2 separate regions of the Homo sapiens genome follow, and region 1 is linked to region 2. Evidence: read pairs that join two places in POLR2A ChIA-PET (ENCODE). Cell type or tissue: B cell. All regions are shown on one strand.

Region 1 (8,000 bases), 650 kb after region 2:
TCCAAAACAACCCCATTTCCATTTTTTATGGTGATACAAGATTGATAAATCAGAAGACTATAATAGATACTATCTTTGTTGATGTTAATAAGACATTTAATGATCTCTCAATAATTTTGTAGACAAAGAGGACAATTTCGTACTTGAAATATGTTAAAAGAGGCAAAGGCAATGGTCATACTTGTTTAAAGCACAGGCTTTGGAGTCTGTATGAGCTTTATTTTTAAAATTGTAAATTGACAAATTATAATTGTATGTATTTATGGGATATAAAAAGATGTTACAAAGTATGTATAAAATATGGAATGATTAAGGAATAAGGATTTGAAATGATAGATATGTTTATTAAACCAAACTAATGAACATATTCATCATTTCAAATCCTTTTTGTTGGGGCAGGGTGCAGTGGCTCATGCCTGTAATCCCAGCAAGTTGGGTGGCTGAGGCAGGCGGATTGCTTGAGTCTAGGAGTTCAAGACCAGTTTAGGCAATGTGGCAAAACCCCGTCTCTACAAAAAATACAAAAAAATTAGCCGGGTGTGGTGGTGTGCGCCTGTGGTCCCAGCTATTTGGGAGGCTGAGGTGGGAGGATTGCTTGAGCTTGGCAGGTTGAGGCTGCAGTGAGCGATGATTTTGCCACTGCAGTCCAGCCTCGGTGACAGAGTGAGACTTTATCTAAAAAAAAAAAGAAAAAAAATTCCATATTATTCTTAGTGGTGAGAACCTTTGAAATTTACTCTTAGCAATTTTGAAATATACAATACACTATTATTAACTGTAGTCATCATGCTGTACAGTATATCTCAAAAACTTATTCCTCCTGTCTGAATGAAACTTTTTACCCTTTGACTAGCATCTCCCCATTCCCTTCACTCCCTCAACCTCTGGTAACCACCATTCTACTTAGTATGAGCTTTTAATATGAAAAACACAAAGAGTGTAGTGTATCTGGTGAATGTAAGAGCTTATGATAACACTAGTAGTTGGTTTTTTTTTTTTTTTGAGACGAAATTTTGCTCTTATTGTCCAGGCTGGAGTGCAATGGCCTGGTCTTGGCTCACTGCAACCTCCGCCTTCCGGGTTAAAGTGATTCTCCTGTCTTAGCCTCCCAAGTAGCTGGGATTACAGGCTCCTGCCACCATGCCCGGCTAATTTTTGTATTTTTAGTAGAGACAGGGTTTCACCCTGTTGGTCAGGCTGGTCTCTAACTCCTGATCTCAGGCAGTCCGCCAACCTAGGCCTCCCAAAGTGCTGGGATTACAGGCGTGAGCCACCGCACCCGGCCCACTACTAGTATTAACACGTGGATTTGTAGCTTGTTGTACAAAATATTGAAAGGATAATTAATAATTTGATGTCAACAGGAAGTGGATGCTCCTAGGTTATGTTATAGGGACTTGACTCTATATTTAGAGTTGTTCACTTTTTTTTTTGGTCAGCACTTTTAATGTTTTTTTAGGTCCACAAATAATTAAAATCTGGAAAGAATGGCTAGCGTGTTGGATAGCAGAATTGACATTTAAAGATCTTTATTTTCTCAAGCAATAGATTGAGACTAACAAGATGAAAGTTAACACAGTTAAACATAAAAGAATAAGGCTTAACATGTTTACTATTAGTACTTTGGAGAAAGTCACTCTTAATAATTTGTGTGATAAAGATCTAAGTTTTAGTTATTTGCAAACTTAATAGTGTGATGTGCCAACCCCGCACTCCCTGGCACTCCCTAGGGCAATAATAGATTTCATTAGTGGCCATATAATGTCTAGAATGAGGATCCAATTTACTGTTTTGTGTTCAGTTCTCATTTATGAATAGAACGAGGTTGCCAGGATCCTAAGACATCTGAAAACCATGCTAAGGAAAGCTGGACTATTTAAAATGGAAAAAAGACGTGGTGTTTCCTTTAGGTATCTGAAGAGTACCTGAAAGAAATTATATTTATTTTGCATATGGCTGAAGGAAGAACTAGATTCAGTAGTTGGGAGTAGTGAACTTTTGCCACTGTGCATGGTAAGTGTCCAGGTTGTGTCTGAATGTCCACCTGTCATGGTTATTGAGGACAGATGCCTGCATTGGGTGATGCGTTATATAGACTTGGGGACTTCTAAGTTTTCTTTTAATTCTAAATCTGTGAACTGAAAAATCTAGATCTAGAATTAAAAAGAAATTATAATCCTTTAGCCTACTCAGTGAGAATATTACAGAGGAGGTTCCAGCATTAGGAAGAAGATAATTATTAAATTGACCTCTTAGGTCATTTGCAGTCTTATAATTTGAAGACTTTAAAAGTCTCTTAATAAATATTACTGGCTTTCACAGTTCTCTCTTAGTTTTTAACATACTAACGAGTTATTCTTTTTACATTTTTTCTTGTGAAGTTGAAGCGTAATAGTTTGCTGAGTGTTATAGTCAAGATGAACACTGATTATCAGAAAATAAAGATTTCCAGGGAGACTGGTAGTTACGTGAAAAAATAATAGAATTCTTTTGCCTCTGGTTTTCATTCCCTTTGTATAAATACAAATGGGAATGGTTTTTATCTTTACATTGAAATTAAAGGTAGTACTTATTAAATATTTTCTTATGGATTGTCCTATATTGTTTCAGGCTGAGGAAAATTGGATTTATAAAATTGGTTGAAATATCTGTACTTTAAAAAATACTACTTATGCTTTCTGTCTGAAGTGAGAAAACCCTATTTTCAGAAGCTCGTAAAACTGGCTTAATTTTTCATTATTGGTCTTGGAGAATTGTACAGTTAAAATATATTTTATTATGTATTACAAGCAGGATTCTGAACTATTCTTGGAAAGTTAGCAAGTAAAACCTAGAGAAGAAGGTGAAAATCACGGCTTCCGTAAATCTCTAGATGTAGTTTTCCGTGTATAGGAAAACATGGGATAGAGGAGCAAGTTAAACACACCATGAGAAAACAATGGATTGTACTCCGAATGTGGGACATTGCACAGAACATTTGACCTGGGTTCTTTTAAATTCATGTTATGAAAAGAAAAAAAGACAGGAGATCTGTTCTAGATTAAAAGAGAATGAAGAGATACAGGAACCAAATGCCATGTGTGAACTTGATTGCATCGAGGCTTAAGAAGAAAAACTGTGGATTAAAAACATTTTGGAGACAGTTGGATAAACTTGAGTATGGGCTAATTCTGTGCTATTAAGACATTGTTAATTTTCTCAAATATGTAAATAATTTTGTGGCTATAGAGAAGAATACCTTTATTTTTATGAGAGTTGTGCTGATGTCCTAGTGGTAAAGTGTCATGATGTGTGTAACTTTGAATGATCGGGGGGAAGAAACATACACATATATGGCAAATCCTTAACAATTGTTGAACTCAGGTGGATGGTATACAGCATTTTCTGTAGGTTTGAATTTTTTTCATAACTAAATGGGGAAAATCCACCATTTCTGGAGTCTCATATAGATACAATTAAGCTTTAGTGTGAGAAGGCTGGTAAAGAACAATACATTAATTGAACTAATAGGATTTGGTGTTACTCATTCCTGTGAGGGAAGAGTAGAAATAAAGTGTAACATCTATCTTGCCCACATACTCGATTTTATTGTATTTGGCATAGTGCACTTGAACTTTCTAAATAAAATATTTTCTTTGTTTCCTGGTTGGAAGGATGAGCATATTGGCTTATAAACATAGTAACTTTTAAAGCCCAGTTGTTTATAAATGTACTTGGAGAAAATTTTGTGGAGATCCTTTACCGTAAAGGAGTTTACATGCATCATGTTTTAATTTGCATAGTGGAAAGAACCTCATTTGAGCTATGCTTGGTCACAGACCTAGAGAAAGTTCACGGGGAAGTAAAGAGTAAGTTTCACTTGTAAGAAAAGTATTTAATATATTAAAAGCATTCAGAGTGTGTTCAGTTAATGTCTAGCAAAAATTTGGCAGTGTTTGATATAATTTTTGAAAAACAAAAACACTTATTTGGAACTAATACAAATACTGATGAGTTTTATCTTTATTCCTGCCAATGTCACTTCTGTATTAATTTGTTTTATAGCTTATATTCTGAAATTTGAAAAAAGTTTATATTGTTTTATCAGGTGGGTTCTGTATGAACTGCTTTGTGCATAGGCAAAGTGATTATTTGTTAAATCATCAAGTTACATGTGAAAAGAACTGTAATCTTTTAGGATGGTCGTACAAGTATCTGAAGATTTAATTTTCATAAACCGGTTGGTTTTGGTAAGAGAAAAACATTTCTCTATCTGACATTTGAATTAAGGAGAATTGTTTTCACGGCTCTATTGTGTTATTAATGCAAGTCTGCTTAAGTTTAGTATGAAGTGCATAGAACAAGTATAAAGAGGCATTTTTACCCAAAGCTTTCTTGAATTTGCCGGGCAGTGATGGGTTTAGTATGAGTAATATTTTGTGTGTGGGCGTATTCTCTATATAATTATGCTGACATGTTATAGTCATATGTCTCTACTTTTGTTCCTCCTCTCTGTTGTCTCCCTGGTATGCAGAGTATTTGATTTCTGACACTGGAGGACAACAGCTCTCAATAAGTGACGCTTTCATCAAAGGTAATTTTATAAAAAGCTGTATGTGGAATGGTGTCTCTTTTTTTCATGAGGATATACTTAGGGCTTAGCACATTGATTAGCACAGAGAAGGTGCTGAAAATATATTTGATTATGGTGGTATCATGGGAACACAGTTTTTAATATATATAATGATTTAGAGAATGTTGAGAACCAAGAATGTAAACTTGGACTTGGTTTGCGAGAAGGAGGTCTCTGATGTGAAAAGTAATTGTTTAAAAACTTTTAAGTAGAATTTGAACTTAATTCTTTTAAAGACATAGTTTACACTTAACTGTATTGTGAATATAATATTAAGTATTGATATAAATATCATCAAGGATTGTCAAATTTGTCAAAAAGCCCACAGGCAGATCTCCAGTTAAGGATGCTGCTTGCCCTGTGGAGTGAGGAAGAGAAGCAGGCAGTAGAGGTTAAAGAACTAACTCTGATGATAAATTTCTTTTGGACACAAAAGGAGATTAGCCTTCTCCTATTCCTTCCCTACTTAGCTTAGCTTAGCTTCCTAGAGTAAAGACATTCTTAGTCCATAGTACTCCACTGGTTAGGCCTCAGATAATGGGAGAAAATTTCTCTTCCTTCTTGGCTCCCACGGTTTCAGATCAAAGAGAGAAGGCAAGCGGGTACAAGGAGCCACTGCAGCTTATCTGATAGCTTGGCAGTGCTTCTAAATTCATCTCCAAGCATCTGGTTCGGCTAGAAGTTTACAGAGTGGCCCTTTATGTAATTGAAATGTGCAATTCTTGTACTTCACATGTCATGGACATATACTTTACTGTGTAATCTGCTGGGCTGTTTGGTGGAAGTTTTTTTGTTTGTTTGTTTTGCTTTTAAGAGGGGACAGGTTAGAGAATTTTTGTAAGCATTTCCCACTTCTTTTCTTTCCACTTATTTGGTCAGATTATTCAACAGTTATTTAGTGAACATATTTTTTTGTTAAGCATTTATTATTTATTTTTTGTCTTATCTATTTTCATTCATCCTTTAAAAAATTTAAAGATTTTACACAAATTCTACATAAATGCTATTTATTATGTTTTAATATTTATGTTTTTGAGTCTGTCTTGCTAAAATTTTGTTAAAAAACCCCTGTGCCAATATTGAAAGAGAAACACTATTGAGGATTGTCTGAATAGACTTTCTACACTGTCATCTGTTGTTTTGTGATATCTGAGCTGAGCTTCTTTCTTGAAAATTCATCACTCTCGCTATCATGTGTTCTTTTGCCAGCATTCAGATTTCTGTTGAATGCAGTTTTCAGTTTGTGATTTTTTTTTTTTTTTTTTTGAGATGGAGTCTCGCTCTGTCACTCAGGTTGGAGTGCAGTGGTGCGATCTTGGCTCACTGCAATCTCTGCCTCCTAGGTTCAAGTGATTCTCCTGCCTCAGCCTCCCTTGTAGCTGGGATTACAGGCGTGTGCCAACACGCCCAGCTAATTTTTGTGTTTTTAGCAGAGATGGAGTTTCGCCATGTTGGCCAGGCTGGTCTCGAACTCCTGACCTCAGGTGATCTGCCCACCTCGGCCTCCCAAAGTGTTGGAATTACAGGCGTGAGCTACCACGCGCGGCCCAGTTTGTGATTTTAAAGGGGAAATTAACACCCTCGTTTTTAAAAATTAAAAGGAGAAGCAAAAGTTTCATTTTATTTGCTTTTCAGAAGCTGTGCTTATAATTATTGGCTTGAGAGTCTTAGTTACGTACATTTGATTTTCACAGTTCTGTTTCTGATTTTGGCTGTTGCCAATTACTGCTCTTCTTAATTCTTGCATTTCTGTATTTTTAGTGTATTTTATGTATTTGTAAGTATTTTCTTATGCATTTTATTTATATGTTTATTACATGTTCTTGCCTTTTTACACCAATAATTTATGTTGGCTAACTTAAAACATTTATAAAGACAAAGGGCAATTTCTAAATATATGAGTAGATGGTATAAAACAGGACAATGAAGTAATAACTTCTTATTTTATATTGTACTTAGAATCCTTATTTAATCGCCGAGTAGAGGAAAAATCCAAAGAGCTGCCTTTCACACCTTTGGGCTGGCATCATAACAACCTGGAGCTCCTGAGGGAGGAGAATGGGGAGAAACAAGCCATGGAGAGGTTGCTGTAAGGCAATGAAATTTTTAATTTTAATTTTTCACTTTTATTATCTTCAGTGACTTGATAAGCATATGCATCATTCCTCTTAAAAAGGGAGGTCTTTTTCTTTTTCCTTAGAAAGTAAAAAAATACTAAGGTTACTTAGGAAATACAGTCTATTTTGACTTGTGATTAAATTTCTTATAAAACCAAGAGCCCCGGCTGGGTGCAGTGGCTCACGCCTGTAATCCCAGCACTTTGGGAGGCTGAGGCGGGAGGATCACAAGCTCAGAAGGTTGAGACCAGCCTGGCCAACATGGTAAAACCCCGTCTCTACTAATAATACAAAAATTAGCCAGGCGTGGTGGCGCTGGCCTGTAATCCCAACTACTCAGAGGCTGAGACAGGAGGATTGCTTGAACTCAAGAGGCGGAGGTTGCAGTGAGCTGAGATCGCGCCACTGCACTCCAACCTAGGCAACAGAGCAAGACTTCGTCTCAGAGAAAAAAAACAAAAACAAAAGCCCCAAACTGTGCTTGTCTGTCCCCATTTTACGTGTTAAAATTTCATTTCAGTCAATTGCAGGGGACTTCTTAGTGGAAGATATTCAGATTTCATTTATATGCAAAATCCTTAAGGTACAGATATAATGAAAGAATGATATTGACCTAGAAAATCTTATCTGTGAGCCGTAATTGAAATGTTTATTTCTTTGTAGGCTGTTTGTTTTATCATCAGAATTATTGTCTCTGGCAGTATTAACTATGCAAACTTCTTTCTTATAATATTTTTGTAGTTCAGCTAATCATAACCACATGATGGCACTACTCCAGCAGTTGCTCCATAGTGACTCACTGTCATCATCTTGGAGGGACATCATCGTGTCATTGGTCTGCCAGGTTGTTCAGACAGTCCGACCTGATGTCAAGAACCAGGATGATGACATGGATATCCGTCAGTTTGTCCACATCAAAAAAGTGAGCTCTGCTAATGTTTTACTAATGCTAGGAACTGATGAGGCAGGACTGATTGTAATTTTTGTCTTAATGGTAATCTGAAAAGAGTCATTACCCTGAGGGGTGCTAGGTGAGGAGTAGGAGGTTTTGCTGTCTGCTTTGTTAGCAGCGCACTTAGGAGTCATGGAAGCCACGCATAGGAAGTGAAAGGTCAATGGAAAGGATGAGTTATATCGGAGATGAGTTGGGAACCCAAACAGAGATAGGTTCTTCCTTTCTTGCTTCCTCTTCTTGACAAGTCAGCTATGAGAAAGCCTGTTCTCACAGATTGTGATCACTGTTTGGAGGAAAAGCAGTGGGTAATTTGCTT
Region 2 (8,000 bases):
CCAATCCAAAAAAGGCTGCTTACTGCATGACATTTTGGAAAAGGCAAAACTATGGAGACAGTAAAAATATCGGTGGTTGCTAAGGGTTGGAGCCTGGGGTTAGTGCAGTGAAAATACTCTGCATGATACTGTCATGGTGGATACATTTCACTATACATTTGTGCAAACCCGTAGGATGAATAACACCGAGAGCACTAATATAAACTATGGGCTTTGGGGGATATGATGTGTCAGTATGGCGTCATCAGTTGTAACGAGTGCACCCCTCTGGTGCAGGATGTTGATAATGGTAAAGGTTATGCATCTGTGGGGACAAGTATATGAGGTATCTGTTTACCTTCCTCTCCATGTTGCTGTGAACCTAAAACTGATCTTGAAAAAAAAAATCTTGGCCAGGCGCAGTGGCTCACGCCTGTAATCCTAGCACTTTGGGAGGCCAAGGTGAGCTGATCACCTGAGGTTGGGAGTTCGAGACCAGCCTGACCAACAATGGAGAAACCCTGTCTCAACTAAAAATACAAAATTAGCCAGGTGTGGTGGCACATGCCTGTAATCCCAGCTACTCGGGAGGCTGAGGCAGGAGAATGGCTTGAACCCGGGAGGCAGAGGTTATGGTGAGCCAAAATCGTGCTACTGCACTCCAGCCTGGGCGACAAGAGCGAAACTCTGCCTCAAAAAAAAAAAAAATTTTTTTTTTTTACTTTTACCATGTTAAACTCCTGAGAGCAAGATGGGTCACCAAGAACTGTACTGGAGCCACCCGCGAAAATTTGGCCGCGGTTCTCGCTCTTGTCGCGTCTGCTCAAACCAGCACGGTCTGATCCGGAAATACGGCCTCAATAAGTGCAGCCAGTGTTTCCGTCAGTATGTGAAGGATATCGGTTTCATTAAGTTGAACTAAATGATCTTCCTTCAAAGGATAATCCAAGGCATCTACCCAATGAAAAACCATGATGCTTTTTTGTACATAAAATAAACATTTATTTTTAAAAAATCTTTAATTAAAAAAAAAGAGAAAAGAAACTTCATCAGAGTAGAAAAGAGTTCATAGAAGAGGTGTATCATGGAGGAAGTAGCATTTGAAATGATCCTTGACAGAACTGCCAGACAGCCTTAGTAAGAGCAGCATTCCAGAAGGAGCAATGAGCACTAATAAAGCAATAGTGGTGGAGAGAGAATGTTGAGTAACTAGTTTTCCTCACAAAGTTTTGCATAGGGGAGAGATTAAGCTTTAAACGTGGGTTAGATCCCTGCTGTCTAAGGCCTTCGATGTCAGGGAGAGGTTTTTTTGTTTTGTTTTGTTTTTTGTTTTGTTTTTTTTGACACGGAGTCTTGCTCTGTCGCCCAGGCTGGAGTGCAGTGGTGCGATCTCGGCTCACTGCAAGCTCCGCCTCCTGGGTTCACGCCATTCTCCTGCCTCAGCCTCCTGAGTAGCTGGGACTACACAGGGAAAGAGTTTTAATTCCATTCCTCCATTATCATAATCATCATGCTTTTTCCTTTTTTTGGAGACGGAGTCTCACTCTGTCACCCAGGTTGGAGTGCAGTGGCACGATCTCGGCTCACTGAACCTCCGCCTTTTGGGTTCAAGCAATTCTCCTGCCTCAGCCTCCCGAGTAGCTGGGACTACAGGCGCATGCCACCATACCCAGCTAATTTTTTATTTTTAGTAGAGACAAGGTTTCACCGTGTTGGCCAGGCTGGGCCTGGAGTTCTCGAACTCCTGACCTCAGGTGATTCACCTGCCTCGGCCTCCCAAAGTGCTGGGATTACAGGTGTGAGCCACCATGTCCAGCCAGATCATCATGCATTTTTAACGTAAAGGCCCAAGAACAATTACACCATTAATTGTTGACAAGTAATGGCCCCAGACCAGAAAATACATTCAGTCAGAAAAGACTTCATTTTGCAGAGGGCAACACTAATGACAGCATCAAATTGCATTCATGGGCTATAACAGAGTCCAGAATTTTGCATTTGTTCCCATGTGTCTTAATGTTTATTAAATCCAATCCAAACATTTCCACTACACTCTTGCTCTACTTCTCCCCAGATTGTCTCATGTATTTATCTAGAGATCCCAGCGGTAGCCTTACACACCAACATCACAAACCATCTGTGCCTCCTCTCAGGTATGGAAAGGGAATCCTATCAGGCCTGGGAACTCTAAATACCAAAACCAAACACTGTATATTCCACAAATATGATTTCCTTTTCCTTCAGCAGACAGTGCAGTCACAGTATGAAGGTCAACAGTGGTGTACGATCCATACTAGGAATTTTACAGGCATAAATATTTATTTTTAAAATTTTAGGTGCAAAGTAACAGGAGGAGTACATACAGCAGCATTGGGACACCTTAGGAAGGTAGTAATTAAACTTTTTCTGAAGTTGCTCTGTAATTCTAGCATTCTGGGAATTATGCCTTTCATGTGTATTCCTCCAAATCAGTTGAGGTTCCAAAATATACCCAAGTAGAGTATTTGAGAAATTCTAGTTGCAGGTGGGATCTGACTGCTTTGCATTGTGCTATATACATCAATCTATTAATATTAGTTGTTCCCTTTTTGGAACACAGTAGGAAATAAACAGACAAATTAGCAAATAGCTTACAAGAGAGATGGTGGCTTCATGTCTTCTACAGAAGTCTTACTTGAGGCTCTACAACTTGCCTTTACTTATTCTTATTCTTTTGATTCTATTTAATATAATTCAGTCTTACAAAACTGTTTTTAAGCCATGCATGATATAAACTAGAACTTAGATATCTCGACTTCTTAATATTATATGCTTAATTTTATGTGCTCCATAAAATAATTATAAGGAAGCAATAATTTTCTTTCTTTCTTTTTTTTTTTTTTGAGCTGGAGTCTCACTGTGTCACCAGGCTGGAGTGCAGTGGCACAATCTCAGCTCACTGCAAGCTCCACCTCCCGGGTTCACGCCATTCTCCTGCTTTAGCCTCCTGAGTAGCTGGGACTACAGGCGCCTGCCACCACCCCCGGCTAATTTTTTGTATTTTTAGTAGAGACAGGGTTTCACCATGTTAGCCAGGATGGTCTTGATCTCCTGACCTCGTGATTGAGGCCTCGGCCTCCCAAAGTGCTGGGATTACAGGCGTGAGCCACCGCGCCCAGCAGGAAGCAATAATTTTCATAACAACTGATATTTATTTTTTATAAGTTCACATTCACAACCATTTTCCCACTATCGAATTAGCAAAAATTTAAAAAACATTGTTGGTGAGACTATCATGAGATAAACATTTTCATTCACTGATGCTGTGAATTTAAATCAGAACAAACTTTCTCAAAAACAATTTGGCAAAAATGTATCAAGAATTTAAAACATCTATTCCATTTGTCTCAATTATATACATATGCACAAACAGAGCTAAAAGAAATGCCCCACCCCTTGCCAAGTCAAGGTGTTAATGATAGTTATTTCTTGGTGATGGGATAATAGGTAGTTTTTATTTTGGAATTATATTTAAAAATTTTATAACCAGTGAGAAAGTATTACTCACTGATTATAGCTATTTTAATCACTGAAGAATATTTATACAGGCCGGGCACAGTGGCTCATGCCTGTAATCCCAGCACTTTGGGAAGCCAAGGTGGAGGGATCACTTAAGGTCAGGAGTTCGAGACCAGACTGGCCAACATGGTGAAAACCCGTCTCTACTAAAAATACAAAAATTAGTCAGGCGTGGTAGCGTGGGCCTGTAGTCTCAGCTAACAAGGAGGCCAAGGCAGGAGAATCGCTTGAACCCAGGAGGCGGAGGTTGCAGTGAGCCGAGATCACACCACTGCATTCCAGCCTGGGAGACACAGTGAAGCGCCGTCTCAAAAAAAAAATACAAAAAAAAAAGAATATTTATGGAGAATTTTAATAAAACAAAATATTCACAATATGTAGTAAAAAACACTATATTTTATAAAGAATATAATAGCAACTAATTTTGTATGTATATAACTGTGTATATGTATAAATATATGATCATTCACCTAATAAATACATCTGCTTAGCAAGGCCTAAAATGAGGAACAAGCAAATCAAATCTAAAACCAAGTTAGCATTTTTGGAATATGTATTATGTGTTATTTTTAATTTCTGGTTTTATTTAGTTTTTCATTTTTTTAACACTGAGCTTGTATTGCTTTAATATTTAAAAAAATACTATTACACAATCAATTAGAAAAAAATCTCTGCCGAGCATGATTATATCATACATGTGTTCACTGCACTGTTGCAGATCCCTCACTGCACTGTTACAGATCCCATCAAGTTGTCAGCTTCCTCATTATAAAGTAAGGGGATTTGGCCAGGTGCAGTGGCTCACGCCTGTAATCCCAGACTTTGGGAGGCTGAGGTGGATCGCCTGAGGTCAGGAGTTTGAGACCAGCCTGGCCAACATAGTGAACACCACCCCCGCCCCACAGCCTGTCTCTACTAAAAATACAAAAGTTAGTGTAGTGGCAGGTGCCTGTCTCTACTAAAATTAGTGTAGTAGCAGGTGCCCCATCTCTACTAAAAATTCAAAAATTAGTGTAGTGGCAGGTGCCTGCAATCCCAGCTACTCAGAAGGCTGAGGAGAATTGCTTGAACCCTGGAGGCGGAGGTTGCAGTGAGCTGAGATCGCACCATTGCACCAGCCTGGGTGACAAGAATGAAACTTTGTCTAGTCCCAGCTACTCAGAAGGCTGAGGCATGAGAATTGCTTGAACCCAGGAGGTGGAGGTTGCAGTGAGCCGAGATCGCATCACTGGACTCCAGCCTGGGCGACAGAGTGAGACTCTGTCTCAAAAATAAATAAATAAATAAAAATAATATTATATAATATAATAAGGGGATTATATTTGGTGTTCTCTAAGACACCTTCCAGCTCTAAAATCCTCTAAGTCCATGAACCATACAGCAGACATCTAGTAAATAGTTATTAAAATAATGGACCAGGCTGGGCACGGTGGCTCACACCTGTAATGCCAGCCCTTTGGGAGGCTGAGGCAGGTGGATCACTTGAGGTCAGGAGTTCGAAACTAGCCTGACCAACATGGTGAAATCCTGTCTCTACTAAAAATACAGAATTAGCCAGGCATGGTGGTGCATGCCTGTAATCCCAGCTACTTGGGAGGCTGAGGCAGGAGAATCGCTTGAACCCAGGAGGCAGAGGTTGCAGTGAGCTGAGATCACACCACTGTACTCCAGGCTGGGCAATGAGAACAAAACTCCGTCTCAAAAAAAAAAAGGAGCATTCTATTGTAAGTCTCAGAAGACTCCAACCTTGAGGTGTCAAGGTGTGGTAATCAGAGAATGGCCTTGGCATTAAGGAAACAGCTGGAATCCTGGCTGTGTCTCACTTTCCTCATTTGAGCAGTGGGGATAATAACACCTCTCTCAAAAGACTGAAAAGGAACTGAAATGTAATCAGTCTGCAGGCCTTGTGTGTTGGCTTGCATGGAGTAGATGCTTCATACATGATAGTTTTCTCCTCAATAATCCAAGGCTTGATCTGTCAGATTGCACTGAACCATCAGTTTGCAATCCCTGGATCTAAGCTCCCCTTTTGGCCCCCCACATCTGGAAGTGGAAGGGTCCCATTTGTGAGGACTAAGTGATATTTAGCTTTGGGATGTTGAGACGGGGTTCCGGAGAGATGTGCGTGCAGCAGCCAGAGCAGCCAGGGCAAGTCCTCTGATCCCGAGCACAGAGAACAAGGCAGCAGGGTCAGCCGGGGCAGGGGTGGAGGAGAAGCTTGGTCCTGTGTCTTCCTTCGCGCCTGCTTGTCCACCCACCCACCAAACTTTCTTCATCCTCCCCTCCCTTCCTTCAGAAGACATCAACGATGCAGATTACCTGGCAGTCCCCGTGCTGGGTAACAGAGTTTGAAAACTGAATACGATATTGGCTCTGGGCCGGGCACAGTGGCGCGTATCTGTAATCCCAGCACTTTGGGAAGCTGAGGCAGGAGGATCGCTTGAGCTGAGGAGTTCAAGACAAACCTGGGCAACATATCGAGAACTCCTCGCTACTAAAAAAAAATCAAAGTAATTAGCTGGGTGTGGTGGTGGACACCTGTGGTCCCAGCTACTTAGGTAGCTGAGGTGGGAGGATCACCTGAGCCTAGGAGGTCGAGGCTGCAGTGAGCCTCACTGTACTGCAGCCTAAGCAAGTAACAGAGTGAGACCCTGTCTCAAAAAAAGATATTGGCTCTGCTTTTAAGGATCTCTGGTCTTCTAGGGGAGGCAGATAATAAATAAAAATCACACCGGGCATGGTGGCTCACTCCTGTAATCCCAGCACTTTGGGAGGCCAAGGCGGGTGGATCACGAGGTCAGGTGTTCAAGACCAGCCTGGACAACATGGTGAAACCCCATCTCTACTAAAAATATTAAAAAAAATTAGTTGGGCATGATGGTGGGTGCCTGTAATCCCAGCTACTCGAAAGGCTGAGCCAGGAGAATCGCTTGAACCCCAGAGGCGGAGGTTGCAGTAAGCCGAGATCGCGACATTGCACTCCAGCCTGGGCAACAAGAGTGAAACTCCATCTCAAAAATAAATAAATTAAATAAATAAATAAATATCACAAGCCTGCCCACATGATCAGCCCTGCACACCAGTGAGGTCCACAGGAAGGAGGACTCAGATCTGTTGGAGGGGGCTGGTGGGCTATGGGACATGGTGAGAGACGGCTTCCCAAAGGCGATCCCCTCAATGTCATTTTTCTTTCTAACGGAAGTGGATTTTGCCCTAGGGATCAAGATGTGCTTGAGGTGGGGAGGGGAACACCCCATCAGGAACTCCCAGTGGAGATGTGAATAGTCCGGCTCCTCCATGACGGAACCTTGGGGAACTCCTCTCACCAGAGAGAAGGGTGTGACGAAAGGGGGTTTAAGACCATATCCCGAGGAGCGTGAATCACAGTTACAAAGTAGAAACAGTCTGGTGAAGGCAATGGGCCATTCCCTGAAGTAGTTTAAAGTTCGGAGGGACACAAACACACCTGTATTTTACGGAGCAAACTCAGAGGAAGGTGCTTCACAGTTTGGCGGTGGGACAGACTGGAGCCTAGGAGGCCAGCTGCAGGGCCAGGCATCCAGCATGGGGTGATGAGGTGGGTCAGGCTCAGGGAGAAGCAGGAAGGAGAAGCGACAGCACGCAGGAATGCAGGGGTGGCTGGGAGCTGCTGTCGCCATTCCTGAGGTGTGTAGCCGTGGACATTGCCTGGCTGAGTAACTCTGGGCATTGTTTAGCTTAGTTTGTTGCTGATACTGCCTGGAGAGATCATATGGTCACTAGCTTGTTTCCCATTGTTGTGTGTGACTCTGGGAAAGGGTCTTCTGCCTCTTTCTTTCTTTCTTTCTTTTATTTCTCTTGAATATTGCCATTTGTATTCAAAGTTGCAATTCTCCTAAACCAATTAGAGAGAGTTCTGATCTGGAGACTAGCTCCAGAAATTCACTAACTTCCTATTTATCTTTCTTTTATCTCCATTCTATGAAATTTTCCAGCAATAATACTATTCTCCAGAAACGCATTCTAGGTGAGACCTTTTTTTTTTTTTGAGACAGAGCTTCGCTCTGTCACCCAGTATGGAGTGCAGTGGGACGATCTCGGCTCACTGCAACCTCCGCCTCCCGGGTTCAAGTGATTCTCCTGCGTCAGCCTCCCAAAGTGCTGGGATGATTACAGGCATGAGCCACCGCGCCAGGCCTAAGTGAGACCTTTTTTAGTCTCCATATTTGAGAAAAAACATAGTAATAAATGCTTTTTTTGTCCAAACACACTAACGTGTGACTTCTGGAGAGTGACTGAAATTCAGATACTGGAAGTCTACTATGGTTTGAAGGTTTGTGTTCCCTCTAAATCTCATGTTTTGAAACATAATCACCAATGTCACAGTGTTAAGAAGTGGGGCTGGCTGGGCAGAGTGGCTCATGCCGATAATCCCAGCACTTTGGGAGGCCGAGGCCGGCAGATCACAAGGTCAGGAGATGGAG

What was found. ChIA-PET counts read pairs that join two places held together with the same protein. Peaks named below come from ENCODE experiments on the same cell type or tissue, not always from the same donor. Only the 100,000 strongest peaks of a DNase experiment are listed, where the experiment ranks them.
Region 1: POLR2A ChIA-PET joins it to region 2 with 5 read pairs; 2 of 35 experiments call an interaction of 5 or more read pairs at or near these places.

What each region holds. Positions count from the first base shown.
Region 1 is chr2:208,307,723-208,315,722 of GRCh38, forward strand. It overlaps PIKFYVE (phosphoinositide kinase, FYVE-type zinc finger containing), which reads left to right. Exons shown (of 42, transcript NM_015040.4): 13 at 4,514-4,573; 14 at 6,572-6,701; 15 at 7,471-7,651. Among named protein-coding and RNA genes, the nearest start is that of PIKFYVE, 45 kb to the left of the region's middle. In B cell, a CTCF peak has its summit at 7,486 (motif pointing right); DNase peaks (open chromatin) are centred at 3,799, 4,429, 5,203 and 7,749; H3K4me3 peaks cover 4,870 bases; H3K27ac peaks cover 7,253 bases.
Region 2 is chr2:207,654,051-207,662,050 of GRCh38, forward strand. It overlaps the pseudogene RPS29P9. Among named protein-coding and RNA genes, the nearest start is that of LINC01857, 4.3 kb to the right of the region's middle. In B cell, no CTCF peak of the experiment used is centred here; a DNase peak (open chromatin) is centred at 7,884; H3K4me3 peaks cover 434 bases; H3K27ac peaks cover 1,872 bases.